Linked DNA regions of Homo sapiens: all the other regions are linked to region 1. Evidence: chromatin contacts called from ENCODE Hi-C or POLR2A ChIA-PET data. All regions are on one chromosome and are shown on one strand. Each heading gives the region's core, a stretch centred on a gene start or an enhancer-like site at or near the end of the contact. The rest is flanking DNA. Distances are from core to core; before and after follow the strand shown.

The links. A loop is a pair of places that touch in the nucleus more often than their neighbours do. ChIA-PET counts read pairs that join two places held with the same protein, here RNA polymerase II (POLR2A). Pooled maps may share reads with other maps.
Region 2: a pooled map shows a loop between it and region 1 (3-fold over the local background). The contact joins the enhancer-like site here to the promoter of TBC1D1 in region 1. A Hi-C loop is called at or near these places in 1 of 37 single-sample maps with no recorded cell type and 2 of 50 pooled maps. POLR2A ChIA-PET finds 5 or more read pairs at or near these places in 1 of 52 experiments (activated CD4-positive, alpha-beta T cell).
Region 3: a pooled map shows a loop between it and region 1 (3-fold over the local background). The contact joins the promoter of RFC1 here to the promoter of TBC1D1 in region 1. A Hi-C loop is called at or near these places in 1 of 168 maps with a recorded cell type or tissue (naive thymus-derived CD4-positive, alpha-beta T cell), 1 of 37 single-sample maps with no recorded cell type and 8 of 50 pooled maps.
Region 4: a loop to region 1 is called in a pooled map, with 6 times the contacts of the local background. The contact joins the promoter of WDR19 here to the promoter of TBC1D1 in region 1. A Hi-C loop is called at or near these places in 6 of 50 pooled maps.

Annotation. Positions count from the first base shown.
Region 1 is chr4:37,886,307-37,894,090 of GRCh38, reverse strand. TBC1D1 (TBC1 domain family member 1) reads right to left here and starts at 3,007. Exons shown (of 22, transcript NM_001396959.1): 1 at 2,743-3,007. RefSeq lists enhancers at 860-1,139, 1,570-1,699 and silencers at 1,400-1,449, 2,479-2,978, 3,299-3,488.
Region 2 is chr4:36,345,853-36,353,636 of GRCh38, reverse strand. It overlaps DTHD1 (death domain containing 1), which reads right to left. Exons shown (of 10, transcript NM_001170700.3): 10 at 6,126-7,784. Among named protein-coding and RNA genes, the nearest start is that of DTHD1, 68 kb to the right of the region's middle. RefSeq lists an enhancer at 4,929-5,078. Within about 2 kb of position 4,881, at least 5 of the 41 ENCODE cell types and tissues checked have a DNase peak (open chromatin) inside an H3K27ac peak, as active enhancers do.
Region 3 is chr4:39,363,366-39,371,149 of GRCh38, reverse strand. It overlaps RFC1 (replication factor C subunit 1), which reads left to right and starts at 4,788. Exons shown (of 25, transcript NM_002913.5): 1 at 4,788-4,911. The coding sequence starts at 4,909. RefSeq lists an enhancer at 4,747-4,866.
Region 4 is chr4:39,179,087-39,186,870 of GRCh38, reverse strand. WDR19 (WD repeat domain 19) reads right to left here and starts at 4,342. Exons shown (of 37, transcript NM_025132.4): 1 at 4,308-4,342; 2 at 1,054-1,145; 3 at 267-332. The coding sequence starts at 4,313. RefSeq lists enhancers at 3,304-3,373, 4,074-4,223, 4,348-4,642, 4,494-4,673.

The DNA of each region.
Region 1 (7,784 bases), core at 1,758-4,257:
CTTGAACCCAGGAGGCGGAGGTTGCAGTGAGCTGAGATCACGCCACTGCACTCCAGCCTGGGTGACACAGCAAGACTCCTTTCAAAAAAAAAAAAAAAAGTCAAAAACCTTGAAGCATGAAAACCTTCATGTCTTTCGTGAAGAATCTGGTCTAAAGATATTTTTTATTGGAATGTGGTGTTGGAAAGGAAGAAAAGTCAGTGAAGGAAATTGTAAGGTAACAGTTCTGACTGAAAACCTAAATCCTTCGTCATCACTACAGGGATACAAACCCCAACACTACTCTGCTGCTGAATGGACTCAGTGGCACGATCATGTTTCACTGCAACCTCCGCCTCCTGGCTTCAAGCGATTCTCCTGTCTCAGCCTCCCAAATAGCTGGGACTACAGGCACATGCCACCATGCCTGGCTAGTTTTTGTAGATCTATATTTTTGTAGAGACAGGGTTTTGCCATGCTGGCCAGGCTGGTCTCGAACTCCTGACCTCAAGTGATCCACCCGCCTTGGACTCCCAAAGTGCTGGGATTACAGGCATGAGCCACCATGCCTGGCCATGGACTCAGTCATTTTAATGAGCAGATTTTACTTCTCAAGTTTAATGACCAAGAGATGAAAACTGCTGAGAAATATATAAAATATTGAAACTAACGTGGTCATTAAACTTGAGAAGGGCAGCACGGTAGACTGGAAAAGGGCAAAACAAATGATCCTGAGGCACCCACACATATACAGGAAGTCCCCAAATGGGCCGTGATACATTTTCAGTCCTCTGGGAATCTGAAAAGAGCAAAAACTGGGGACCTACAGAGAAATGCTGTGGAGAGAGTAGGAAGGACTTCAGGGAGCTGCCATTCTGTCAGATCAAATTAAAAGCATGTTCAAAGACAGAATCCTCTTGAGCCCCTTGCTCTCCTCCCTACCATCTACTCTAGAAAGCTGGTGGCCAACAGAGCAGGCAGCTGTGGTGCCTGCTCCAGGCACCAAGACAACTGAAGATGCTGCTGTGAACACAGAAGAGGTAACAGCCATGCTGCTTGATTCAGGCTCCCCACTGCTTGCCAGGGTTACATCCTAGAAGATCCTAGAAGATCTGGACCACAAAAAAGCCACCCGCCCACATCTGGCTCTGCATAGGGGTACATCTCATTGTCATTGCAGCCTTCCTGGTCAAAGCTGTCTTCTAGGGAAGTGGGGGACAGGGATTATCACCAGCTGGATAATGAGGAAGAAGGGGCAAGCTCTGTTGCTTCAGAGTTGCACGTTTCCTCCTAATACCCACTAGTGTTTTGACAAACTGTGCCTTATGGGACACCAGGTCAACACTGCATGACTGCCACCCAACCAGAAATGCTGTCGTGGTGAAAAGGGGAAGCCCCAGCACTCTCAGTGGGGTAGATAACAATAGACTATGACAAGGAGACGCATTTGCAAAATTTTCCTTTGAAAACGTAATGTAATAATTTATAACTACACTAGTGATTTTTTTTCCTATTCTCCTGGTTTGCAAATGGCTGGACAAATCCACAGGAAAGAAATTATTTTAATTATCACCTGATGATTTTATTTCCTGCTTTGAACCACTTAGTCCCTTCCAGGTCTCCTTGCACTCAATAGTGTTAGAATGCTCTACTTGTGTTCACTTCAGAAAATGTCCCCTAAACTCTTTTTTTTTAAGAGATGGGATCTCACTTTGTCACCCAGGCTCCAGTGAGGTGGCACAGTCATAGCTCACTATGGCCTCGAACTCCTGGGCTCAAGTGATCCTCCTGCCTCAGCCTCCCAAGTAGCTGGGACTACAGGTGGGTGCCACCACCCCTAGCTCATTGAAAAAGTTTAGAAGTTTGAACTTGTACAGATAGCTGAGTTTCTTGGGTGTGACCTATTTAAACCAGGTCATTTTTAAATGCTCTTTCAAAGTCTGATTTTATTAATAAATGAAATCATCCCATCATAAGGGAAACAATGAGAAATCTATGAAGGGAAAACATATCCATTAATATGAGGCACCCTGAAAATTAAACTGTTTGGTGGAAGGAACAACCATCACTTTCAATTTCTTTTTAAAGCAACTTCCAGAGAATAAGCTATGTTAAGTAAAATCAAAACAGGAAAAGCCACATCTAGGTGGATTTCAAACGAAATGATACCTCTCTGAAAAAAAAGCAAAAACAAAACCTTAATGCCTGGTGAAGTTTGAGGGGGGTCTCATAATCACAGAGCCATCAGGAAGCGGCTAGAAACAATGAAGCAGGGTTTCAAAATGACTGGTACAGGATGTACCCATAGAAAGAAATGTTGCGCGCACTGGTGGAGCTGCCAAAGTTACTACTGCAAAGTACCCTGAACTTTTAAAGCGTGGCTTGGGGTCACTCTGACCACACTCTTTCCAATCTGGTCGCCTTGCAAACACGCTAGGATAATTGGCGGGAGGGGGGAGGGGAGAGATGCGCGGACCAGTGAGCTGGCGGGGGTTGGGGGAGAAGCCGGCGGAGCTCTCGGGTCGCTAGCAACATTAAGGTTTCGCTTTCGTCCAAGGGCGGCGGGGGTGGGGGGGTAAGGGGGGCAACGAGATGGCAATGAACTTCCTCCCCCGAGAGACCCTGGCCTCGCGTCCGTGGGCGGCCAGATGCCTTCCCCTCCGCGGCCAGGCGGGGCAGGGGCGTGCTGCGGGAGGGGGCGGCCGCGACGCCCCGAGAGGAGCCAGCAGGGTGGCCAGGACGAAGCCCCAGGAAGCGCCTTACCTGTGCCGCGGCGCGCTCAGAGCCCGGGGCCGGGCCGGGACGCGCAGGTGCTTGGGGGCATCCTGGGGACGGCCTGGGCGGGCGGGGAGTCCATCGCACCCGGCTGGCTGCGCTCTTCCCGCCGCGGGGGGACGGGGAGGGGGCTCCCCTCGGCTCGGCGCCCGCCTCTTCTCCACCCAGCTGAGGACACAGCAGGTCCCGCGGCGGCGGCAGCAACAGGCACCGGCGGACGGTGGCGGCACCAGGAGCAGCAGCCGAAGAGGAGGAGGAGGAGGAGGAGGAAGAAGAGGAGGAGAAGGAGGAGGTGTCTGCGCGCGGCTCTGGTTTCCTCCTCCCAGCCTGGGCGAGCGCGCTGGAGGCGAGGGGAAGACAGGAGCCGGGATCTCCCCACTCGGTCCCCGGGGAGCTGGGAGGGGGACTCGGTGTCCTCCTCCTCCCCACTGCGCCGTGTGACTGTGCCTGGGCAGCACGGCCCGGACGGGCGAGTCACACGCGAGCAACAGCTGCTGCACTGCGGGTCCGCCGCGGCCTCCCTCCCCTCCTTGCCACCCCCCGCCCCCAAGCCCGCGGGCCATCCTCAGCCAGTGTCTGTGGGGGGAATAGGGGGGAAGTACTCGGGCCGCCGCCCCATCCAGACCCCTGCGCAGGATCTGGGCACAGCGTTTCCCTGGGGAGCCGGGGGCGCGGGGCCCCGCGCGTGATGCAGGCCCTCGTGGCGGGATGTACAGTCGCACACCCTGTCCTTGGCGGCCTATTTATAGCAGGTGGCACTGCCCGCCGCTTGCTCGGCCTGAGTGGCTCTCAGCAGGTGGCACTGCCTGCCCGCTCTCCGCGCTCCCGAAGGCGCCTCGCCTCATCTGCACCCTCCTCTTCTCCCTCCGAAACAGACGTGGTGGAAACTGCACACAACATGGGGGGCGGGGGCCGGGGGCGACCAAGCCACCTTGCTCTCCCCCGCCTTACCCCTTCTCCCCGTCCTTGGAGGATGGCAAGAGGTGAACTGAGGCACGGATGCCCTATGGGGCGCTGGCATGCGAGGCAGGAAAATCAGGGACTCTGGGAAACAACGAAGGCGAAGTGCCCTCCCGGGATTAAACACCAGGAAACTCCATTTCTAACCAATTGCGGGAGTGACGCAGAGCCTGGATTAGGCGCTTTTTCCTGCCCCGCGAGCCCGGCACACGCGCAGGAACACACACCACACGCACACGCACACCCCAGTGTGCATGCCCCGATCAGGTCTGGGGACATTCCCAGCGGTGATGTAGAGTGCAAGGAAAGACGCGGAGATGTGAAAAGCGGGACAGAGCTCGCTCCCTAAGACTAGGGGATGGCAGTGTGCAAAAAACAGGCGAAGCTCCCAGATCCCTATCCCACCAGGCACAGAGGCGCAACGTCACTCGCAGGGTGGGGAGAGGGATCTGAGAAAAGTAAGAAGCATCACATCCTCTCCAGAGAAGAGTCCGCAGGGAGGGGAGAGCCGGGTGCTCGGAGGAGGCAGTTCCAGACCCCCAGGTGGCATCTTTCTGGATTTTTTTACTTAATGTAGCTGGGGGTGGACTTTAGGGAAGTGGCTGAGCGTTTGAGCTGTACGGTTGGACTTGAATCCAAATCCCAGCAGGTGTGGTTTAGGCAAGGTGCTGGACCTCTGGTCTTCATTGTCTTACCTGCTAAATGGGACCAATACACACCTTACAGGATCTTTGTGAGGACAAAGCAGGAAAGTGTAAGTAAAGTGGCCAGTGCAGTGACACAGACGTACATGGTCCTCAACTAAAAGCAGCAGCTATTATCAATATTACTGTGGCCCAGGAGGCAAATAGAGGGCCAGGTTTCCTCATCGTACCAAGAGCAGTGTCTTCCTTGAAGCCCACTGAGCTTCTTGTAGGCTTTTAGATTAGGGCTGTCTTATGGCATTCCCTGATTTCCCTGGATGCTTACATCCAGGGGAGGTATTTTTAAGTGGACCCAAGAGTTTTATTCACAGCTTGACTTAAAACTCTCACAATAGTGGTAGCTATTCTTTACGGAGGAGTTAGTCGATTTGGGGTATTGTGCTAGATACTGTCCTTATATATTGTTGCTAATTTGCTCAAAAACTCTGCAGGGCAAAGATTGTTAAATCCATTTGACTAAGGAGAAAAGTAAGAGGTTAGTGCCTACAGGGTTAGTGGGTGCTGGAATCTCCAAGATCCAAAGCCCTTTATAATATACTTGCTCTCTGGCCACTGTGTAGCCCTCAGCTCATTCTTTGTCATTGAGTAGTTATTTGTGTGCATAGCCTCAACTCTTTTTTAAGAAATATACAGTCATAAATACTGTAATGAGTAGAATGTTAACTGGGTTATGGAAATTATTCTTTAGGTTACAAGACCAGGTAAACCAGTTAAACCATATTGTTATCACTTGGGTCATATCCCAAATTATTTCATGTTTTTACCTTCAACTCTGTTGTAGAACTCTCTCTCCCTGTCTGCAGTGACCTGCTGCACACATTTACCTCCAGAGTGCTAGGAGGTCGAGAAAGGTACACTAGCATTCATTTCATTGACACTGTAAACTGCTTTTTGTATGTAACCCACCAGAGGATGGTTGAAACTGTTACCTAACAACCCTGCTTGCCAGGCCCTGCTCCTGGGAAAAGGGGTCAGGCCAAGGGGAACAGAGATAATTTGCTGGGCTCTGCTTACAGAACATCCTGGCTAGAGCCCCCTCCCATCCTGCCACTCCACTACCTTTTCTTTCCCTCACTTGCTCACCTCCTCTACCCTCTCTTCACCCTTACCCCTAGTCCCAGAGTACAGGAAGGCTTAAGTACAGGTAGGCAGCCAGGCGGGGTGCCTAACCAGAATACAGATGTAGGAAGTCGATGGGTGGGGCCCAGATGCAGGCCCAGGCCTCATATCTCTCAAAGCATTGACATCCAGCAAGTTCCAGCTCAGAGATTTATAATTTAGTGGCAAATGACCATTTGCCTTGACCCTTACCTAGGTTAGGGAGAGGTCATGGCCTTGTGAGAAGCAGCAATTTCTGCATCACTTTTCCAGCTCCCAGGACAGCTAGCACCCTAAGAATGATGAGGAGGGATTTTACCATACTTTCAACTTCTGGGAAACAGAACTCCCTCTATAGTATGCAATAAGGATTGTTGAAATTCTTTTTAAAATCTATACAGCATTATCTTAGAAATTAGGGGACAGCTTGCTATCAATCTATTTGGCCTTAGGTTTTCTAGCAGTTGTAGAACAAATAGTAAAGGGGACTTTGAAGCAGATGGTGATACCTGGTATGGCAGGATGAAGACTGTCAAATGTGGTTGGGGAGATCCATACTGGCCCAGTGCAGAGTGCAGAAGTAAGAGCTCACCACTCAGCTCTTACCTGCAGGTGCCATTGCTCTAGGAGGGAAGTAGCTCCTTCCCCTTGATATGTGGCCACGTGACTCCCAGGAGAGCTGGTACACACCATGGTAGAAGCGTGGGCCAATGGGGCCTTGGTGATGGCAACAGAGAGCTCCCTCAAGGCCCAGGAAGGTGTTCTGTTGGTCCCTCTTTAAGTCACCGATAACAAAAGCAAGCAGAGAATAGGGCCAAATGCTCCAATGATTCTGCTTCAGCTTCTGATTCTTCTGACGGAGTATGACCCAGGAACACAAGGAGTGTGGAGCTCTTCACCACCATGGGCATTTAGCTGACATCAGCTATGGACCCATTGGCTCAGCGAGTGAAAACCCTGATGCGAAGGCACCGACCATCATGGCTGCTGCACTTTTCCTGTCTGGACAACTTCCGCACCTCCAGCTCTTCCCAAAATCCTGCCATGGATCATTCTTTTAGGGCTTCTCCCATAGACTCTTTCCTAATTTAGCTATTTGCAGCATAATTAGTTATTCATTGCCAAAAGCCAGGAACATTAATATCAGCTTTAAGATGGCTGCAGAGCTCTAGAAAATTGTGAACCATCGATGCTATTAAATCACATGAAAAGCTCAGAGCCTGAAAGAAAACAGAGGCCACTTTACTTTTAAAAAGTTAAGGGAACCATGGGAACCATATATACATCTAGAATTAAAATCTTTCGTTGATGTAGAAAGAAGACCTTTAACAAAATTAATCATCATTAAATCCATCAGTTAGGTATTTAAATGCTCATATTAGTTAGGAATCCAAACTATTGCTATTATATATTTTTACTTAAATTCAAAATGTGCATAATAAGGTAGTGGGTCCATTTCCAAAAAATGGCATCAATAAAGGCAAAAAATAAGACTATACTGGCTAGAACCCTAGGATAGTAAGGTGGTTCACTGGGTATGCTTGTTCCCATTGATTGATAGTGACTTTCTGGAGCCCTGAGTGGACGAGGCTTGTAAGGCAAGTCCATGCTCAGTGGGAAAGGGTGCAAGATTGAGAAGCAGCACCTGCCTCAAGCATGGGAGGAGGCAGCATTGCAACACCAGCGCCAGGTAATTTGCCAACCCTGTCAATCCAAGGCATAACAGTTAGATCTAAAGAGTTTGTGAAGGCTGGGGTGGTGGCTTATCCTATAATCCCAGCACTTTGGGAGGTTGAGGTGGGCTGATCACTTGAGCCCAGGAGTTGGAGATGAGCCTAGGCAACATGACAAAACCTCTATAAAAAAATACAAAAAAAAAAAACTTAGCTGGGCGTGGTGTTGCACACCTGTAGTTCAAGCTACCCAGGAGGCTGAGGTGGGAGGATGGTTTGAGCCCTGGAGGTTGAGGCTGCAGCAAGCTGTGATGACACCACCACACTCCAATCTGGGTGTTGGAGTGAGAAACTGTCTCTAAATAATAATAATAATAACATAGAGTCTGTTAAGTTATGCCCAAATATCTTGTTTTCTTTCTTTTCTTTCTTTCTTTTTCTCTTTCTCTTTCTCTTTCTTTGTCTTCCTCTTTCTTTTTCCTTCCTTCCTTCCTAGCTTTCTTCCTAATTCTTTCTTTCTTTCCTTTGGTTTTGTTTTCTGAGACAGGGTCTGGCTCTGTTGCCCACGCTGGGGTGCCGTGGTGCCTTCGTGGCT
Region 2 (7,784 bases), core at 3,632-6,131, 1.5 Mb after region 1:
GCTAGTCCTTTGATCAGGGTCCATCTCAGAAGGGTGAACTCAAGGTGCAGATGGCTGTGTCCCCATCTGGAGCTGTGGCTAGGGAAAGATACACATCCAAGCTCCATCAGGTTGTTGTCAAAATTCATTTCCTTGTTATTGTAGGACTGATGTCCCTATGGTATTGCTAGCTGTCAGTGAGGATTTCTCTCTTCTTCTTGAGGCTATCTTTGGGAGGGGTGGAGTGGTTGACACCTGTAAACCCAGCACTTTGGGAGGTCGAGGTGGGAGCGTTACTTGAGGCCAGGAGTTCAAGACCAGACTGAGCAAAAGCAACATAGAAAGAGTCCATCACTACAAAAAATTTTTTTGAATTAAGAAAAAAATAGAGGCTACACTTGGAGCTTCACCAGGTGGCCCCTTCTACTTCAGGAATGGAGAACCTTCTTCAACTGGAATTTCATTCATGCTGCTTTTGACTTCCCCTGCTGAGACCAGTCAAAAAAGGGCTCAGGTGACTAGGTCAGGCCCAGCTGAATACTTTCCTAATTCCATATAACATTACCAAATCCTATGAGTTAAATCCATTTCAATTCATAATGTGGGGAATTATTGAGTGTATATGACAAGAGGATGGTAAATCTGAGAGAGTCATCCTACAATTCTGTATGCTATAGAATTCCATGCAATGGAGAAGACATGGACTTTGAAATCAGAAAGGGAGGGGTTAAAAACCTAACTTTGCCACCTGATTTATTTATAATAGGTGCTTAAGAAATATTTGTTGATTGAATTATGAGTGAAAAAGTGAACAAATGAACAAGGAATATGTAAATGAATGAACTTAACATTTCAAAGCCTGTTTCATCATTGAGAAAGAAAAATAATAGCGCTGAACTGAAGGATGCTTATGAGAATAAAGTGAGATTATACACAAAAAGATCTTGGCACATAGTTAATATTCAATAAATTGGCACCTAGTATTAATCTTTCTACAGTGGCATAAAAGTGGCTTACCACTTTTATAAGGACTTCTAATGTCTCTGGTTTGCTGCAGCAGTCTGCTGCTAACACCAGCAATAATTTCAATCTTTGCATTTTCCTTCTCTTTCCCTTGCTTGTAGGGCTACTGGTTCTGCTACTTCTTTGATCAACATTGAAGTCAGATATCTTTAATAGCCATACAGTGTTTTCTTCCTTATGCTTAGTAAATTAGTTGTATCGGTCAGGATAATAGGGGTTTACAACAATAAAAAAAATGCATTTTTACATATTTGCATGCTGCTTATCACAAGTAGGCTATGGATCTCTCCCATGCTTCAGGACCTAGGCCAATGAAACACCCCTCCCTAAACCACTGATCCTCTCAAGGCAGAGAGGAAAGGAACATGGTGGAACCACCCCATGGCTCTTAAAGCTTCTGCTTAAATATGGCATTCATATTTCATGGGTACTCTAAATCATATCACCAAGCATAACATCCATGGGGCAGAATGCATAATTCCCCCACAGAAGAGCAGCAAATATTTTAATACAATCAGTCTCATTTTAGTGCTCATCTTTATATAGTTAATGGTTTTCAATTATGCTGCTCATTTTTGCTTTATGTTCAGGGGCTGTTTTACTGACACCACATTGTTGGTTTATGTGCTTAGAGATGTAATGTGGAAGGAGTCATAATATTCAGCTTTGTTTAGAATTTATCTCACAAAATACATTACTTTAAAATTATAACTAAAAATATTCTGGAAAATATCACCCAATTATTTGTTTAAAAATCATCCTAATTTAGATATTCACTTTTAATGTATGCTAGCCACTTTTTGTAAACCAACAAACCACAGAAGCACCCTTGTTCAGAACATTTCAAAATCAAGAAGGTAATTCTTTAGAATGTCAGTCAGTAGCATTTATTGGAGAGTGAATTTAATCAAAAGTACATTTATTTCATAGTACTATCCATAGTTTATATTTTCAGTTTCCATTTCCCAGTAATTCAGAGAAATTACAGTCAGTTCTAATGATCAATAATATATGTCATCATTACAGTTGCTTTGATTAAGGAAACAGAAGATACACTGTAATGTAAAGACCTCTATAATGCACCAGTTCTTGTAGATAGTACTTTGTTTCTTCACAGTGAATGGAAATTAGACATTTCAGAACATTAGAACACTACATTAGCCACAAAATAATGTACTATTGCATTGACAGTATATTGGCCATAGGTGAAATTATTCCCTCTAATTCTACAATAACTTCATAATTAAAAAAAAAAAAAAAGTATCCTGCAGAGCAGGTCTTTCACTACATAAAGGAATTTGTGAGGTCTTGAACATTTCCTTAATTTTATCTGTGACACAGAGGCCCCCTCGTGGTGGCATCTAGGCATTTGCAGTGACTATTTCTAAAGAAGAGTTTCAGGCTGACTGGCATAAACAGGGCCTTTCAGGTGGAGTGAGGCTTGGATCAGTTCAAATTTCTGAGGCTCTTGGCATATGTAAAAATTACCAAAAATAAGTCTAATAAAGATAGAATATATTGCGGTGTATTTTAAATTTTTTAGCATGTACAAATGCAGTGGAATATAATTTTATCCTTTAAATAGAGAGAAAAGGTCAAAAATATTAATTCAAAGTTTATAGATGGAGGTGACATGTATTCATAGAACCAGGTTTAAAGGTGCACACCGAGCAGCTTCCAGGGAAGTCAGTTAATCTTTGTGATAGTGGTGGGCTCTTCTCATTAACTACAATTTTAAATTTGAGTTCTGCTGTTGATGGGGGATTAAGCCAAGTGTTCCTCCTTCCCAACCAGTCCAATTCCGTGCCTCAGCTCCTCGGCTCCCCACTCCACCCTGCTTATTCTTGTGAACAGATAAATCATCTCAAATGAGGACTCTAAGAGGAAAAAATGGATATTCAGCATAGGACAGAGCTTGCACTGTTTCCTTTTTTTCCCTCCTATGTTACCCTTGGTTCAGTAGTAATCATGAAAAGTAAAAATAAAAATTGAGAAAGTGTTTTGGACAAGAAGTGGAATATGATAGGCAATGTCTTTAATCTTCCATGGTGAGAGTGTGACTTGAGGTCTTCATTAACCTTACAGAATACTCAGGTACATAGCCAAAGATTTTGAGTTAGAAGGTTGTTTTGGTCCTGTGAAACTGAATTTGAATATCCACTCCAGGGTATCCTGTATCCTGGGTCAGTTTGGCATATATCACCTTGCCTACAAATTAGAATCAACTGGGGAACTTTGTAATTCTGATTCCCAGAACACGCCTCTGACTAATTCAATCAGAATTTCTCAGAAAGGCTCCAGGAATCTCCTACAAATTCTAATACGCTGCTGATTTGAGAAACACTGGGCTGGAAAACAGAAAGGTCACAGGAGTGTCCCCATCAGGCTAAGACAACCAGGGACACACCTGAAATTCCACAAAGTTAGATTTCTTAATTCATTGCCATGAAGGGCTTGCACACAGAGGAACTGTGAGTGCCTCGGTAAACAAAAGCAAAGATGGAGTTATTTGAGTACACAGGAGGAGGGTGGACGCTAGTGTTTTGATAGGCTGAAAGCAAAGCAGAGCTGTGTATAAAGGGGTCAACATCAGGTCTGCAATGCAAAGTGGACCCAGAGTTTTCCTTCCTTGGCAAACAGGAATGTTGAGATAGATATGCAGTGTTGTATCCAGAAACCCTTTATCTGAAGCTCTGCAACTGGGTAGAAATCAAGAATGCTTTTCTGTGTCAAAATGACTTAGATCTTCCCGGCAAGAAAAGAATACGTCTTTCTCACAGATATGATTTCAGGCAGTAAGGTTTCTGATAATCCATGATTTGGGAGAACAAAAATGTCTCAGTGTATAAGAAAGCAGCAGTCACTCAAAGAAGGGGACATATTATAGCTGCAATATGTGCTTGGAGGAAACACTGATTCCTGTTAACTTTGCAGGTGGCTTCATCAGTGTCTGTTATTCCAGCTTGATGAATGGTGGGCCAGATTTTTACAGTCTGAGCTAATTTTTTTACCTTCTCAGACATGGCAACTATCCCCACAAAGTTGCTTCCAATAAGAAATATAGGGCACAAAAAGAGGATCCCAATAACATGTCAGTGTGTAGATGTTATTCATGAATTAATTCAGTGAAGATGTATTGAGTGCCTACTATGTGCTGGGTTCTGTGCAGGGAACTGAAAATTCACTGATGAACACTACTCAATCCTCAGCTCTCAAGAAACTTACAAACTGGTTGGAGAAAAGCACAAATAAATAGGCAATTACAACAGTGTATAGAAATGTTATAGCTGGATTTAAAATAGAGTTCCACAGACAATTAATCCAGTCCGGGGTATTCAGAGACTGAAAAAATATTATCAGACATTATGGAAGAGAGAGAAATGGTGGGGAGTTGGGTGTAGGGAAAGGGGTAGAAAGGTGGAAGTAAAAGAAAAAGGACTTTGAAAATATAATCATCTGGCTTCTAATCCAGGTTCTACTGCTGTAACTCAGAAAGAGTTTTCTCGCTTGTAAAGTAAGGAAAACAAAACAGAAACATTCACTGAGTGCCAGACAGAGTTCTAAGTAATAGGAATATATCAATTAAAAAAAGAGACAAGCACCCTGGAAATTAAATCAGGTGTTTATTTGCAGAAAGTAAATAAAAATGATAACTAGTAAGTAAATTATTTACTATGTTAGGTAATCAATGTCGAGAGGTAGTGGGGAGAGAATGCTAGCAGAGGAGTCCTGGGAGAGGCGGAGGGAATTGAGGACTCGTTGTGACATCTGTCAAAATGTGTAGGCAGTACGGGGCATTCTGGTGAGGTTAGATCACAGAAGTCATGCTTAGTTAAGCTAAGAGGGAATCCCCTGGCCTGTGTCAGCCACAATTTTGACCTTACTCAATATTTCCCTGTTCTTCTGACTTCAGAAAGGCTGACTTTGTACCTTAGATAAACTTCTTATTCTATAGCACAGTTTTGGACTTCTCATTGAGAACATTTCTGAAAAAGCCATCAGACAGCAGTTGACATTTCTTGCAAATACTGGTAGCAGTTGAACAGTTTAGGCAAAGCCCTGGTTTGCTTATAATGTTCTAAATTTCCGTTAGATGTTCTTCCCCTTTCTTTCATGCCCTACTTCAACCAAAAGCTGATTAAAACATGGTCCTCAACACCCACTCTTTCACCCCTAACCCTCATAACCAGAACAATGTGTAAGATATTTGGCTTGTCACATTCACTAGGATGGAGAGGCATTTTGTTCATTTGGTGGACAAGGTCAGGGATGCTGAATGGTCTGCAATTTATGAGCCAGTGCATGTTAATTTTTTGAAAACGGATTTCTTTCACAATGCCAATAACATCTCATTAAGAAACACTGGATTAGAAAAACAAAACTTTATCCAAAAGATTTAGCTATTTTGAAAATTAGATTATAATGTGCTCAAAGCCTACCTACCTCATTTGTTAAGGTATTTCTATTTTAGTCTAAAATACTTCAGAAGGGTGAGGCATGGTAATGCCTGTAATCCCAGAACTCTGAGAGGCCAAGGAAGGTGGATTGCTTGAGCCGACGAGTTCGAGACTAGCCTGGGCAACATGGTGAAACTCCATCTCTATAAAAAATACAAAAATTAGCCAGGTGTAAAGGCCTGCACCTGTATTCCCAGCTATTTAGAAGGCTGAAGTGGGAGGATCACTTGAGCCTGGGAGGCCAAAGCTACAGTGAGCCGTGACATCATGCCACTGAGCTCCAGTCTGGGCAACAGAGTGAAACCCTGTGTGAAAAAAATTAATTAATTAATTAATTAATTAATAATAATAAAATACTTCAGAATATACAAGGAAATATGTATGTGTTCATTTAAGCTACATTTTAGTGATAGTCAATTGCTGTAATCAAGAATTTACACTCCAGATGCTGTAAGTATCTAATCAAGATGACTATGGACATAGGTTTTGGTAATTCAAATAATAAATGTTACAAGATTTTATTTATAAAATTTGATGCTTAATAATTAGCAAAATGGTGACTGTAATGGTTTTTTCAATAGTGAAATTGGTGTTATTAAAAATGTATAGATTCTAAATGGTAGTGCATTCTTGCGCTTCCATGATATGAAATAAACACATGAATAATGATGTTCAAAGTTTAATTGCTAAATGGTCCTGAATATAGAACACGGTTAAATGAACTATGGTAAACTATCACTTTGCTCTTAGGTATATATTGGGACTACAGTCTAATTGATATGAAAATTTTAATATATGCATATAATAGAATATTATACATTAATGAGAATGAACCATTGCCACACACAGCAAAATGGATGAATTTCAGCAACATAAAGTTGAATAAAAAGTCAAACATAAAAGAATATATACTGCAAAATTTCATTTTAACCAATTTCAGAAATTGATTATACTAAAATTAATTGTGCTATGGTTATGAAATAGGATATTATACAGTCATTAAAACATTCGAAGACATTAAAAACTCATAATTTAATAAGACAGTAATTTTAAAAACTGTATATATAATATATGACTCCCATTCTGGGAAATAAAATACATGTATACGTTGCTAGGAGCATAAGAAAGGTGTGCAGAGAGGTATCAATCAGGGTCTCAATGAGAAATATAGTGATATACTCAAATTAGAATAATAAAAGGAGGCTTTATTTTAAAAAGGGGAGAGCAGGATGTAGGGGAACTGCAAGGAATAACACAGTTACTCCAAACAACAAGAGAGCTATTACCACCCTTAGACTTGAAGAGACAAGAAGAAGACCAGTTACCAAAGCACAGGAGAGAGTTGGCTAGAGGTGGCCTTCTTGAGAGGAGCAGTGGTTGCAGGCCAGGGACACAGCCAGGCCAAGATGAGCACAGGGAGGAAAAGGGGAATGGTATAATTCACTCTCCTTCCTCCTGTCTGTCTTCTGCTGGGGCTTTGCATTAGCAAAAGCGAACAAGGCATCTCTGATGTGGTCCATACAGGTTGGCTCACCAGACAGAGAAATGGGTATGCAAAGGTATGGGTGTGTCTATCAATACTGAGGGTGTTCAGGGGCAGGTCTCAATCCAAGTGGCACAGATTACACATGGGATTGATTTCCTGGATTATCTTAAGAGAGGAGATGCTGCAGGGATGATCAATTGTTTTCTCTATGTACCTTTTTATTGCTTTACTGTAACAACAATATGTGCAGTATTTGTTTTAATTCTGGGGGAAAAATGTATCTGTGTTGTGAAGAGGTGTGTATATGTGGCTGTGAGTGAATGTATGTGAGTGTATGTGTGAGAGAGAGAAAGAAAGACGGGAGGGTTATGACAGGGAGTGTTTTAATGAGATTGTATATGTGCAGGTGAAGTGGTAACGGTAAAGTGAGATGTCGTGTGTGTGTGTGCATGTGTCTGTGGGGGAGGCATATTAATGAGTGTATGCGTATATGAAATGTGGAGGTGGGGTATATGTGAACGAGGACATTTGTGAGAGTGTACAAGTGGATCTGAAACTATATGTGTGTGAGGGGTGTGTGTGTGTGCACATGTATTTATGTATGTGAATAGGTGTGTTTCTGTGAGAGAGTTGGGAGCTGGGTGTGCAGGAGGGGTGTGTTTGTGACAGCATATGTGAGGTGCACAAGTGGACCCGAAACAGTGCTGATAAAGGGTAGGCCTGTGTGTTTGAGGGTGCATTTGTGAGAGGTGTGTGGCAGGGATGTGTGTGATGGGACATACATATTAGCATGTGTGCATGCAGGTGAACACATATGTGAGTGTCCTTAGATACATCTA
Region 3 (7,784 bases), core at 3,539-6,038, 1.5 Mb before region 1:
AAACCACTTTTTCCTCCCTGGGCCTGTGATGGGAGGGGCTGCTGCAAAGGTCTCTGACATTCCCTGGAGACATTTTGTCCATTGTCTTAGTGATTAACATTCGACTCCTGGTTGCTTATGCACATTCCTGCAGCCGGCTTGAATTTCTCCTCAAAAATAGGATTTTGTTTTCCACTGCATTTTCAGGCTGCAAATTTTCCAAACTTTTATGCTCTGCTTCCCATTTGAAACTGAATGCCTTTAACAGCACCGAAGTCAACTCTTGAATGCTTTGCTCCTTAGAAATTTCTTCCACCATATACCCTAAATCATCTCTCTCAAGTTCAAAGTTCCACAGATCTCTAGGGCAGGGGCAAAGTGCTGCAAGTCTCTGCTAAAACATAACAAGAGTCATCTTTGCTCCAGTTCCCAACAAGTTCCTCATCTCCATCTGAGACCACCTCAGCCTGGACCTTATTGTTCATATCACTATCAGCATTTTTGTCAAAGCCATTCAAAAAGTCTCTAGGAAGTTCCAAATTTTCCTACATTTTCCTATCTTCTTCTGAGCCCTCCAAACTGTTCCAACCTCTGCCTGTTACCCAGTTCCCAAGTTGCTTCCACATTTTCGAGTATCTTTTTAGCAATGCCCCACTCTGCTGGTATTAATTTACTGTATTAGTCCATTTTCACGCTGCTGATAAAGACATACCCAAGACTGGGCAATTTACAAAATAAAGACATTTATTGGACTTACGGTTCCACATGGCTGGGGAGGCCTCATAATCATAGTGTAAGGCAAGGAGGAGCAAGTCACATCTTATGTGGATGGCAGCAGGCAAAGAGAGAGCTTGTGCAGAGAAACTCCCGTTTTTAAAACCATCAGATCTCATGAGACCCATTCACTATCATGAGAACAGCATAGGAAAGATGCACCATCATGATTCAATTATCTCCTATCCCACTGGGTCCCTCCCACAACAATGGGAATTATGGGAGCTAGAAGATGAGTTTTGGGTGGGGACACAGAGCCAAACCATATCAGTATATAAGACTGGGCCAGGTGCAGTGGCTCACACCTGTAATCCTACCACTTTGGGAGGCCGAGGTGGGTGGATCATTTGAGGTCAGGAGTTAGAGACCAGCTTGACCAACATGATGAAACCCTGTCTTTACTAAAAGTACAAAAATTAGCCAGGCATGGTGGTGGATGCCTGTAATCCCAGCTACTTGGAAGGCTGAAGCAGGAGAATTGCTTGAACCTGGCAGGCAGAGGTTGCAGTGAGCTGAGATTTCGCCAATGTATCCCAGCCTGGGTGACAGAGCAAGCCTCCATCTCAAAAAAAAAAAAAAAAAAAAGTATACAAGACTGATCTGTAGTGTTGTATGATGTATGATCTGTATTTCATTGATTTTTATTGTTGTATGAATATATTTCAATTTATCCATTTTCTTTACAGTTAACATTCAGATTGTTTACAGTGGTTTTTGTTTTGTTTTGTTTTTGGGACAGCATCTTGCTCTGTCGCCCAGGCTGGTCTTGAACTCCTGGCCTCGAACTCCTGGTCTCAAGCAATACTCCTTCCTTGTCCTCCCAAAGTGTTGGGATTACAGGCATGAGCCACTGTGCCTGGCCTTCTGCGGTTTTTTGATTATTCTCTGCTTTGTGGTATACAGATATTGCTGAAAATGTCGAAAAGGCCTGCAGATACCCCTTTGGGTAACAGTGATAAGAAAAAGAGGAAGCATTTATGTTTATCTGTGGCACAGAAAGTCAACCTTAGAGAAGTTGGACAGCAGTATAAGTGTGAAAATCTTACAAAAGAGTATGGGATTGGAATGACCACCATATATGATTTGAAGAAACAGAAGGAAAAACTGTTGAAGGTTTATGCTGAAAGTGATGAACAGAAGTTAATGAAAAGTAAAAAAACAAAACCAAAAAAACCCTCCCAGCACTTTGGGAGGCCGAGATGGGTAGATCACGAGGTCAGGAGTTCGAGACCAGCCTCACCAAGATGGTGAAACCCCGTCTCTACTAAGAATACAAAAAATAGCCAAATGTGGTGGTGCACAACTGTAATCTCAGCTACTCAGGAGGCTGAGGCAGAAGAATCGCTTGAACCTGGGAGGCGGAGGTTGCAGTGAGCCGAGATGGCGCCACTGCACTCCAGCCTGGGTGACAGAGCAAGACTCCGTCTCAAAAACAAAAAACAAAACAACCCCCCCCCCAAAAAAAACTACGTAAAGCTAAAAAAGAAAATCTCAATCATGTATTGAAAGCATAAATTCATAAGCATCATAGTGAACACATGCCACGTGATGGTATGCTGATCATGAAACAAAGATCTATTGCAATGAACTAAAAATTGAAGGGAATTGTGCATATTCAACTGGCTGGTTGCATAAATTTAAGAAAAGACAGGGTGTTACATTTTTAAAAAATCTGTGGCAATAAAGCATCTGCTGATCACAAAGCAGTGGAGAAATGTGTTGATGAATTTGCCAATATTTTCACTCATGAAAATCTGACACTAGACCAAGTCTACAAGATTGCTGAAACATCACTGTTTTGGTGTTATTTGCCCCAGATAGATACTAACTATGGCTGATGAGCTAGCCCATAAAGGAATTAAGGATGGGAAGGATGGAATAACAGTGCCGGCATGTGCTAATGCAGCAGGCATCCATAAATGTAAACTTGCTGTGATAGGCAAAAGCTTATATCCATACTGTTTTCAAGGAGTGAATTTCTTTCCATGCCATTATTCTGCTAACAAAAAGGCATGGATCAGCAGGGAAATCTTTTCTGATTGGTTTCACTTTTTTTTTGTTTTTGTTTTTTTTTCCTGAGACAAGGCCTCTCAAAGTGCTGGGATTATAGGCATGTGCCACCATGCTCAGTCCTATTTTGGGTCTTCAAAAATATTTCCATTCTGGATATCTATTCCTTTATAAGAAACCACTCCAATACTTATTACCTTAACAGAGCAATCATTTAATTATGTTCACGCTACTGTGGGTCAGGAAATTTGGACAGGCCTTGACTGAGTGATTTTTCTGCTCTCCCAGGTGTTGAATGGGGTCAACAAAGCTAGTGAAATTCCATCAGTTGCTGGATGGGATCTGAGATGGCTTCATTTACATGCATGGTGCCTGGTGGAGATGGCTATAAGGCTGGTCTCAGATGACCACCTCCCTGGCTTTACATGGTGCTCCAAGAGAGCAAGACAGGAGCTGCCAGTCTTCTTAAAGCTTAGGTCTGGAGTTGGCATAGTATCACTTCCATTGTATTCTTTGATCAAATCAGTCATAGGCCAGTCCAGGTTCAAGGGAGGAGTTTCAAAGCATATGCAGTCATTTTAGATCTGGTATATTTCTGAGATAGAGTATTTTCATGTAAATAAATATTCCTAAAGAAAACAATCTCACAAAGAAGTTACAGTCTCCTGACTTAAGTCTCATTTAAACTCAAGGAAGGCTTCAAATGCCAAAAAAAAAAAAAAGCAAAAGTTAAGAGGAATGTAATATAAAAGACACGTACAACTTTTTATGTCTTATTTACTCATTTATTGATTTATAACACAATGAACATTATAAATTGGTGTAGGTCCTCTAAAATTATGGGCAAAAATTTGTGTGATATGTCTGCTAAGACAAAACCGAGGCACAGTAACTTGCCCTTGGTCACATAAATAGCAGGTGGTGGGGCTGGAGACCTAGCATCCTGGCTTCAGAGGGAACAGTGCAGTGAGGCCCTGTTAATAAGTAACAGTCTGTCTGTAAATTCGGGATAAGAGTAGTCAGTGTCATCATGGGGATAAAATGAGCTAGGCTAGTCCAGAGCTGCACGTACAACAATAGGCGTTTAATAAATACAAGCTGTCAATGCTCAGCCTCTGTTGTATTCCAGGCTGTTCTATCTTTCGCCATAGAAATGTTGGTGTCATAAAGCGCAAGACCCAACAGGGGGTGGATGGGTGAGAATTTCAAAAGTGTAGCTAGAGCCAAAGCTGGAGATACTGCTTTCTCCATTGAACTCTTTATGGTCTAATCTTTCTCTTGAAATCGTACGCAAATGTTTCATTGTATTCCGTGATTCAATTGCTAATCTATTCATATACAACTGGTTTACCCCAAAGCTTTCGGTATCTTTTCTTTTTTTTGAGGCGGAGTTTCGCTCTGTCGCCCAGGCTAAAGGGCAGTAGCTCGATCTCGGCTCACTGCACCACTGCCTCCTGGGTTCAAGCAATTCTCCTGTCTCAGTCTCCCGAGTAGCTGGGACTACAGGCACACGTCACCACCCCCTGGCTAATTTTTGTATTTTTAGTAGAGACGGGGTTTCACCACATTGGTCAGGTGGTCTCGAACTCCTGACCTCAGGTGACCCACCCGCCTCGGCCTCCCAAAGTGCTGGGATTAGAGGGGTGAGCCACCGCGTCCGGCCTCTTGATGAAACCTTATTACAGAATAGATATTTATACATAATATGTAAAACGCACAGCTAAAACATTTATCTTACTAAAGTTGGTAGTAAAAACTTTTCAAAGTTACTATAGGGAAGTGCATTGTCCAGACGTGTAACCGGGAGGTACTTGGGTACCCCGCCTGCCAAGGAAACCAATATCGGATCCCCCTACTTTAGCGCCCCCGCCAAAAACCGAGCTCACACCAAAGCACCGTGGTTCCTCTCGATGTCAGCGGCCCGCCTGCCCTCGGGGCAGCACCTGGGCAGGCGTCGCACCTCCCGCCTCTGGGCGGGACGGAAGCAAAGCTCGCGCCTCCTGACGTCATCACCGCGCGCCACTGTCTTCGCCTTCTTGCACTTCGCGGGAGAAGTTGTTGGCGCGAATGGATCCTGAGCCTCGATAACAGATTCCTCAACCGGCCCACCCGCCAGCCAGCCAGCGCCTTCATCCTGGGGCTGCGATGGTGAGCCGCTGGGGGAGGCCGTGCGGCTCGGGGTCTGGGGGGGCTTTGCAGGCCTGGTGTGGACCGGGCACTCCTGGTATGCAGGGTGGGGGAGGATGGCGGTGGGTGGTTCCGGAGGCTAGCAAAGGCAGAGAAGGGGCCGCACACCGGGCACTGGACGCAAAACTTTCATTGCATCGCGGGCTCTGGCTCTGGGCGGCAGCCAGCGCGCAGGGATTTTGTTGCTACGTGTACTTGCACTTTCCCCCCGCCCCCCACTCTTGGGGGAAGGGAGAAAGGAAGAGAGGAAGGATGGTGGTTTTGGGACGCATTGGTAAAGTTATTTTCTTGTTCGGCGTTGCCCGAACCTCAGTTTGAGTACTGCCTAAAGCGTGGATTTCAAGCTTTGGGTCACGAGGGAGAAGAATGTAACAAACTTTTCTTTCTTAGGGAATATGTTGTGTAGGGCCTTAAACTTTTATCATTAACAGCTCAGCTCGTCTCATCTCCGCTCGTCATTAACGATCACCTGAGCGGTGTTGAGACCGAGGGCATGGAGAGGATATTTTATTTTGTTTAGATGAGTTCATAGGAGTCAAAAGGATAACATGGCTTACTAGGAAAAAGAAGTACAGCGAATAGAAACAGATGCAAGACATTTGACAGCTGTCATCCTCTTACCACCTGATGTTTAAAATCTGAAAAAAACCCAAGCCTCACTGCATAATTCTGGATAAAATGTTCAAACAAATTGAAAGTGAAATGATTATGCAGCCAGCAAAGCAGACATTCCTGATGGTATGGCAATGGATATGGCTCTGTGTTTGAAATATTTTTAAAGGACCATTTAAAATGTTCATTAAGCTAGAAGATACTTAACAATCCGATATAATTTTTTTCAATCATTGGTCAACGTGTCACAGTGACAACATTCTGGGGGGGGGCGGTGAAAATTTTATGCCACACTGGGAAACGTTGCAGGCCTTTGTGTTTCTTCTCAAAAAAGGGCAACAGTAATGATAGTAGCTACCTTGTACCAAGCATCTTCTTTAGGTCAATATGTGAACTGTTGGTTTTCCATGGTTTTTTTTTTTTTTTTTTTTTTTCATTTCAACCCACATCGATGCAGTTTTACAGATGGTGCAAGCACCTTTTTGGAATTTAAACAGTGTATCATATAACTAGTAGGTGGTTGAACTAGAATTAGAATCTTGGTGTTTCTGACCACCATGTTATACTACTTCCCTATAATGATCATCATTACATTTTGGAGGCCAAAGCACTGTGGTATTTTGGAAGCTTGAGACTTGGAGTCTTGAAGATGAAGAACGTGGTAATATTTTAGTTTAATGGTTTATATATTAATTTATAGTTATATTACTATGTTAGTATAGTCTAGTTTAATAGTTACGTGGTCTTGGGCAAGTAAATAGCTTAAGTTTAATCTCTTTAAGCCTCTGTTTCCTTATCTGTAAAAGAGGGGAAAATAATAGCTGCCATAGTGATTGTTTTGGGGATTAAGCAAGATGTATAGGTAAAGCTTCCGTTCTGGTTCTGGTGCCTGGCATGTTAGGCAACTACACAGCTACCAGTGATCTATTTTCTCAGAAAGGACTCTATGGAAAGTTACATAGATTTTAAGAGGCATGGTAGATTCCTCTGTCATTTATGGTGAACATAGCTTGTGTGGTCAACTTTTGATCATTCAGGTGCTTTTACTTTTGGTTCTTTTCTTTCTTTAGTACTCCTGTTCATGGTGCAGATAAAAAATAGACCTCTTCTCAGAAAAGAAATAGGTCAAATTGGTCAGTTTTGTTGTTAGTGGGTAAACATCCTATGAGGTAGATAAGAATTTTGTATTATACTGATATTTAATTTAGCCCTCCAGTCTCTAGTGCAACAATTAGCAAAACCCTAGACTAAAATTGATTCAACAAATGTTTATTGAACACTTGTGCAAAGTTATAAGACAGTAGTTCTTTTTTTTTTTTTTCCCTCAGACTGTGTCGTTGGGTATGAAGGACAGTAGTTCTCAATCTTTGTTTCAGTTACAGTTTCCTTTGATAAATACAGTGAATGATATGCAAATTTTCTGCCCAGAGAAATGCATATGGGCATATACACACCATTTTAAGGGATTGACCTATCTTCTTCTTCTTTTTTTTTTTTTTTTTTTTTTAAAGGCAAGGTCTTGCTCTGTTGCCCAGGCTGGAGTGCAGTGGTGTGATGATAGCTCACTGCCATCTCTAATTCCGGGGTACAAGCGATCCTTCCACCCTGGCCTCCCAAAGCATTGAGATTACAGGCATGAGCCACTGTGCCTGGCCTGTTCACTTATCATCTTCTTCTTCTTCTTCTTTTTTTTTTTTTTTTGAGAGTCTTGCTGTTTTGCCCAGGCTGGAGTGCAGTGTGCAGTCTTGGCTCACTGCAACCTCTGCCTACCAGGTTTAAGCGATTCTTGTGCCTCAGCCTGCCTGGTAGCTGGGAATACAGGTGTGTGCCACCATGTCCAGCTATTTTATTTTTTTATTTTTAGTAGAGATGAAGTTTCACCATGTTGGCCAGGCTGGTCTTGAACTCCTGGCCTCAAGTTGATCCACCTGCCTCAGCCTCTTAAAGTGCCGGGATTACAGGCATGAACCACTGTGCCTGGCCTATTCACTTATCTTCTGAAGCCCATCCATAGACAGCTCTTGCCCTGGGAGCTGCATTGAAAACAAAAATTCCAATTAAAAGTTATCAATAAAGAAATAAAGTACGTGTATTCACACAATGGAATACTGTGCAACCTTTATAAAAATGAGAAAACTTTATACTCTGATATGAAACAATTGCCAAAATATAAAATTTCTCTGGAAAGATACAGAAGGAACCAACTGATAACATTTGTTGCC
Region 4 (7,784 bases), core at 3,093-5,592, 1.3 Mb before region 1:
TCGTGTGGACTCTAATTCTTTCACACGGTCTGATTTATAATCCTGCCGTAAGGCTTCTCTGTGAGTATATGGGTGTTTATAGATAGAAACTCTAATTCATGCTATATCTCTACATATTTCATAACTACTTATGGCTAAAAAAACAAATCCCTTTGCAAATGGAAGAAGCAAAAGATTCCATCTGATTATAATTTTAAGGCAGTATTTTTTTAATCTTTTAGGCAACAAAACTTGACAGGTTTTTTTAAATCTACTTCTGTACTTACCCAGGTAAGTTAATTTCACTTCTTTTTTGACCATGGCGATCAAAGATTTTCACAATATAATCAGCTCTGAAAGCAATCAGAACATAAAGATATGATTTACTTTTTTTTTTTTTTTTTTTTTTTTTTGAGACAGAGTCTCCCTCTGTTGCCCAGGCTGGAGTGCAGTGGTGTGATCTTGGCTCACTGCAACCTCCACCTCCCAGGTTCAAGCGATTCCCCTGCCTCAGTCTCCTAAGTAGCTGGGATTACAGATGCCTGCCACCATACCTGGCTAATTTTTGTATTTTTGTAGAGATGGCGTTTCACCATGTTGGCCAGGCTGGTCTCAAACTCCTGGCCTCAAGTGATCTGCCTGCCTTGGCCTCCCAAAGTGTTGGGATTATTGGCATGAGCCACTGCACCTGGCCTAAATGTTTCTTTCATTTATCTATGTATATAAAGCTGCCATCCAAATGATTTCAGTGTTTTCTCCTGATAGTTTCAGAATTTGCATAAAAAGTTATTACCAGGGAAAAGGTTCTATGAACTTTCATGTTAATGGAGATGAATATATTCCTTTTCCTGTCATATAACTGTTAGACAAAAACTTTTACTGAGGCCAGGTTCACTTGAACCTGGGAGGCGGAGGTTGCAGCAAGCTGAGATCGTGCCACTGCACTCCATCCTGGGCAACAAAGCTAGACTCCATTTAAAAAAAAAAAACAACAACAAAAAAAACTTCTACTGAGTAGATGGTGTGATTACATGGGCATGCAACCACTGCTTAAAACATTCATTGGTTTCTTACCCTGTTACTGCAAGGTAGTTTCCTGATGTTTTTTGCCAGGCAAACTGTATTGGTGCGCCAAGCCAAGTCTTTTCTAGCAGTGAGAAAATACGCTAAAAAATAAACACAATTTTTAATATTTTCAAAACATACAATCAAGTGTTGATCAGAAAAGGTATCAAAACATGGTCATGAAAACCATGTTTTCATAGGATTCAGGATAGTGAGGATTATGTTAGAGCTTATCTAGAAGTTAACAACAAAAGAAATAAAACAAAATCAACCAACCAACTAAACATACACAACTACTTGGTAAATTACAGATCTCAAGATATAGGAGGGCTTTTATTTTAAATTTTTTTTGGCTTTTTAATGTTTCTGAATGTTAATTTTACAAAAATATGTAATTTTAGTGTTTTGTAGATGTTAAAGACTAAAATAATTGAAGCCTGAATTCAGTTAATTATCTGTGGCACGGATTCCTGGTGATTAAACTGAACAAAAATTGCTATCTTAAACATGATAAAAACACAAAATGTCTTTACTCCTTTCAACATTATTTTCTTCTATTAGTTCCATTAGTTATATTTACATCATCATTAAGTGTTTAACTTGGCTACTGGGTGAATAGTGTTATCAACTGAAAACTCTTTCTTTTCCTTGAAACAATCAAGAAACGTGATGTCCAATATGGAGGCTACAAACCACATGTAGCTATTGAGGACTTGGAATATAAGTAATCCCAACCTAGCTGTGCTGTAAATATAAAATGTATATCAGATTTCAACAACTGGAAAAAGAATGTAAACTATCTCGTTGTTAATTTTTATATTGATTACATGTTGAAATAACATTTTTGATATACTGGGTAAGATAAAATATATTATTAAAATAAATTTTACCTGTTTTCTTAAAAAATTTTAATGGTCAATAAAAATATGAAATTACATTAGCTCACAGTACATTTATATCAGACAGTGTTGATCTAGAACATTTAGGAATATGAGTTTCAGTGAAAAAATTTAGATTTCAATATTAGGTTAAATTATAGATTAAACAATGATGCCCATTTCTAGGCATATGAAATTTAGATACTGTTACACGGGACTTAGTCTGTGCGGCAACACAAAACTCTTACAATGCTCAAAATTAAACACCGCCTGGCCAACATGGCGAAACCTCGTCTCTACTAAAATTACCAAAAAATGAGCTGGGCATGGTGGCGCTTGCTGTAATCCCATCTACTTGGGAGGCTGAGGCACGAGAATCCCTTGAACCCGGGAGGTGGAGGTTGCAGTGAGCCGAGATGGTGCCACTGCACTCCAGCCTGGGTGACAGAGCAAGACTTCGTCTCAAAATAAATAAATTAACAACCAACAACCAAACACAAAGCAGTGAGGTTGTTTATTTTTATTTTTATTTTTTTTTAGACAGCGTCTTGCTCTGTCGCCCAGGCTCTGGAGTGCAGTGGGGCGATCTTGGCTCACTGCAACCTCCGCCTCCTGGGTTCAAGCGATTCTCCTGCCTCAGCCTCCCGAATAGCTGGGATTACAGGCACACGCTACCACGCCCGGCTAATTTTAAAAATATTTTTGGTAGAGACAGGGTTTCACCATGTTGGCCAGGCTGGTGTCGAACTCCTGACCTCAAGTGATCCACCTGCCTCGGCGTCCCAAAGTGCTGGGATTACAGGCGTGAGCCACCGCACCCTGTCCCAATGAGCATTTTACATGCTAAAGAAGAAATTCCCCTCTATTGAAAGTAGAGGTGGGCTATGATCATGGGACATAAAAGTTTTATAGAGCATAAAGAAACTCATGAAGAAAGAATATTTAAAAGCATCTTACTTTTGCAATTTTGTGACCATTTCACCCTGGAACTCCTTCATGCAAGTGAGAAGTCCTTAAACTTGAATTTCATTACCTTCAATGGCTGACTTGCCTCTAGCTGTGATTTCATATTATTTTTTTTCAGTGGAGCTCTATAGATGCTCCACATACCGTGCAGAGGAAAAACTGCTAGTTTCACAACCAAAAAACCAAGACTTAAATTTTGTTTGTAGCTTATTAGCTGTAGGGCTTTAAGTAAGTCGTTTAAATTGCCTCCAGCAAAAAATTCTCAACTGTAAATCATGAATAATAACTCTTCACTTCTAATATTTCATAAATTGTAAAGAGCTTTAGAAATAAAAATGGGAGTTATGATTACTGGTCCGTCAATTCCAATTTCCACACTAATAGCCACGAAGAAGCATGAGGACATCTAAAATAATTTTAAAATTGAGCCTTCCAGCCGGGCGCGGTGGCTCACGCCTGTAATCTCAGCACTTTGGGAGCCCGAGGTCGGGGGATCATGAGGTCAGGAGAGTGACAGCATCCTGGCTAACACGGTGAAACCCCATCTCTACTAAAAATACAAAAAATTAGCTGGGTGTGGTGGCACGCGCCTGTAGTCCCAGCTACTCGGGGGGCTGAGGCAGGAGAATCGCTTGAACCCAGGAGGTGGAGGTTGCAGGGAGCAGAGATTGCGCCACTGCACTCCAGCCTGGGTAACAGAGCGAGACTCAGTAAAAAAAAAAAAAAAAAAAAGCCTTCCATTTCTTTGCCAGAGCAGAGCAAGGGGGGACTGCTCTGATAAATCAGAAAGTGGGGTGAACAAGAAGCCCAAGCCTAGAAACCGTGCGTGCAGAGGATGAGGCACATGAGCGTGAGACCTGAGTTTTCGGGTGCAGATTTCCCGTCAATAATGTACACTCGCTAGCAGGTGATTGGACTGGTCACAGGTAATACATTTTGAAGTTATTCTTTAGGAGGCTTTTCATTCTTTTTAAGGCGCTGGGCAGCTGCGCGGCTTGCCAGAGGCTTAGCCCCAAGAAATGAGGTAGCTCGTGACATCGGACCCAGTCAACTTCACAGCGACCCTCCAAACGCGTTAACTCGACCAGTTCTTTCCGCGTGCGAAGCTGGGGTATCTTTAGATCCAGTCCGCTCATTTCGGCCAGGGAGGGGTTCCCACTTTCTGCACCGCTTCTACGGCGTCTGCAGTCCCCAAAACGAGAGGCCTCTCTCTCCGCCCTCTCCTCTCCTCCTATTTTCTTTCCTTTCTCTCGTCCCTTCAGCTTCGCCCCCGCTCTCTCTGGCCACCTCTCTCTCTCTCTCTCTTCCTCATTTCCAACGAACTCAGAAGGGAGAGGGACAGATATCCTCTTTTAAAAGCGACCAAGGGCCAGTAGTCGCGTTTTCCCGCCCCACCCCGGGAATTTGTAAGTTATTTACCTTCATCTCCACGCTCGAGCCGCTACGCGAACTATGAAGTACGCAGGCGCACCCGGTCTCCACCAAGCAGGCTACCGCGTTCCCGTCACCCAGGAGACCGCGCGAGCAGCGACCAATCAGCGAGTGCTAATTGAAAGGCGGTGCCTCGAGGGGCCGGGCCAAGCGCACCGCCCTCTGCGAGGGTGGGTGAGAGGCGGAGGGTGGAATCACATGACATCAGAGACGCTAACCCTGGGAAGTTGGGCGTCGCGAGGCCTTGCTGAGCCTCGGCTTCCTGGCTGGCTCTGATTGGATGAGATTCGTCCGGGAGAGACGGGCTCTGTGAGCCCTCAAAGGCGCGTGCGTAAATTTTGGACCGCGATGACTAAGATGTCAGTGCTGGCCAAAGGGGGCGCCGAGAAGCTGAAGGAAAGAAGACGCAGAATGTTAGATTAAAGGAGGCAGGATGGGCTAAATACTCCTATACAGTCCACGCAAAGAGGGGTTGGACGAGCTCGGGTATATCTTTTTTTCTTCCAGGTTTCTGGGGTAGAAGGGAGGAGGCATAAGAGGTACAATAGTTTATTTCAAGGTAGGGTTGTTGGTGCTTTTTTTTTTTCAGTTTCACCAAAATCTTTTTTTTTTTTCAATGTCAACAAAATGTGCTAGCTAACGTGGGCAGGAAAAATGAGCTCCAATAGTTTTCCTTTAGAGTTTGGATCTGGCAGCTTTTCCCCAAGTATAAAGCCCTGTTGTACAGTATTTGTGCTGCATTATTTATAGCATGAAAGTGCATCTTTTACCCAAGCGTCTGAAAGTGTTGAAACAGTCTACCTTTTGCTTTTCTTTTCGACATCAGGTAGGAATCTGATTGGCTTAGAGAAAGTTAATCAATGATTTGAAATAACTAATAATGAATGTTTGCAAATTCTTAAGTAGGGTGCTATGCCTTTGCACTGGGGTTTTCAGTTACGTTACGACAGGGGTCCGGATCCAGACCCCAAGAGAGGGTTCTTGGATCGCGCGCAAGAAAGAATTCAGGGCGAGTTCTCAGTGCTGAGAAAAGCAAGTTTATTAAAACACGTAAAGTGGTGAAAGGACAGCTACTCCATAGACAGAGTAGGACATTCCTGAAAGCAAGAGAAGGGACGCATCCACCCTAGGTACAATGCTTGTATATATGGGGAGATGTGCTCTGCTACAAGGGTTTGTGATCAAAGATTAATTTTCTTAATTATTTTGCAGGAATTGATATTATTATCTTTAAAGCAAAATTAGGAATGCCTTTGTTCTCCAGATATCCCGATATCTGGGTCTGTTTTAGTAAACATTATTAATTTATTCCCTTAATCGTAAACATCTAGAGGCGAGGAATGCCCAAATTCTGAGAATTCAGCCCAGCAAGTCTCAGCCTCATTTTCCTAGCCCTCACTCAAAATGGAATCGCTCTGGTTCAAACGCCTCTGACAGTTAGGTTAATTACTTAAATTTTTACTGAAAGATTCCTCTGCTGAAAGGGTAACCATTTAAAAATAGCCAGAGCAATCAGTTCTTAACAAGACCTGCCCTCAGGAGAAAGTATTTTTACCAAAGCCTAGTCTGCTGGGGTTTTATCAGAGCCTAAACTACCTGGGAGAAGGGAAATACTCAACTTCAGCCTCCATAAACCATCCTGTTCCACTTAAGTGTGGGAGATTAAGAAGTATTGGCGGGCGCCTGTAGTCCCAGCTACGCGGGAGGCTGAGGCCGGAGAACGGCGTGAACCCGGGAGGCGGAGCTTGCAGTGAGCGGAGATCGCGCCACTGCACTCCAGCCTGGGCGATAGAGCGAGACTCCGTCAAAAAAAACAGCAAAAAGAAGTATTGGTGGCCAGGCTCAGTGGCTCACGCCTGTAATCTCAGCACTTGGGGAGTTCGAGGTGGGGGGCTCACTTGAGGTCAGGAGTTCAGGACCAGCCTGGCCAACATGGTGAAACCCCGTCTTTACTAAAATACAAAAAATTAGCTGTGCATGGTGGTGGGCACCTGTAGTCCCAGCTGCTCGGGAGGCTGAGGCAGGGGAATCGCTTGAACCCGGGAGGGGGAGGTTGCAGTGAGCCTAGATCGTGCCACTGCACTCCAGCCTGGCGACAGAGCAAGGCAAGACTCTGCTCAAAAAAAAAAAAAAAAAAAAAAAATTAGCCTGGCGTGGTGGCACATGCCTGTAATCCCAGCTACTCGGGAGGCCGAGGCATGAGACTCGCTTGAACCTGGGAGGCAGAGGTTGCAATGAGCCGAGATTGTGCCACTGCACTCCAGCCTGGTGACGGAGCTAGACTTCGTCTCAAAAAAAAAAGGAAGTACTGGTGACTTTTACCATCCACACCGGCTCACTAAAGGCTGAGGCCTAATCATAGGACTATAGAACACTTGCCCTATCCTGTACCTTACCACATACCACTAAAAGACTACTTACAAGTATTCCTTTTATCCAGTATATCCTGTCTGGTGTCTTAGTTGTTTTCTGTTGTTTATGACAGAATACATAAAACCGGGTAATTTATAAAGAAAAGGAACTCATTTGTCATAGTTAGGGAGACTGAGAAGTCCAAGGTCAAGGGAGTGCATCTGGTGAGATCCTTCTTGCTGGTGCGGACTCTCTGAAGAGTCCTGAGGCAGCACAGGATATCACATGGCAAGGAGGCTGAGTGTGCTAACGTTCTAGCTAAGGTCTCCTTATAAAGCCACCAATTTCACTCCCATGATAACCCACTAATTCATTAACCCATTAATCCCTGAATCTTTGAATGAATTAATCCATTCATGAAAGCAGGGCACACAGGAACCATTTGCCTCTTAAAGGCCCCAACTTTCAATATTGCCACATTGGTGATTAAGTTTCAACATGAGCTTTGGAGGGGACATTCAAACCATAGCATCCAGATTTCAACAAAAAATTACAAGGCATACTAAAAGGCAAAAAACACTGCTTGAAGAGACTGAACAAGCAGGAGAACTAGAGTCATATATAGCAGGAGTGTTGAAATTATTAGACCAGGACTTTAAAAAAAAAATAAGATGAATGTGCTACTGGAGGTAATGGAAAAAGTAGACAACATGCAAGAGCAGATGGAAAACACAAGCAGAGAGATAGAAATTCTAATAAAGACTCAAAAAGAAATGCTAGAGATCAAAAACACTAACAGAAATGAAGAATGCTCATGATTAATTTCCCCCAAGTTCATGTCTGACAACAAATCACACCTCCTGGAAGCTCAGAGAACTCCAAACAGGATAAGTGCTCAATAAACCACACCTAGGCATATCATATTTAAACTTTGAAAAATAAAATATTTTTCAAAAATCGTGAAAGAAGCTGAGGGGAGGGGGGCATTATGTATAGAGGAGGTAAGATAAGAATTACATTGAATTCTCAGAAACCATGAAAGGAAGAAGAGAGCGGAATAAAATATTTAAAGTGTTGAGAATTTTTTTTAAACCCACAAATCTAGAATTCTGT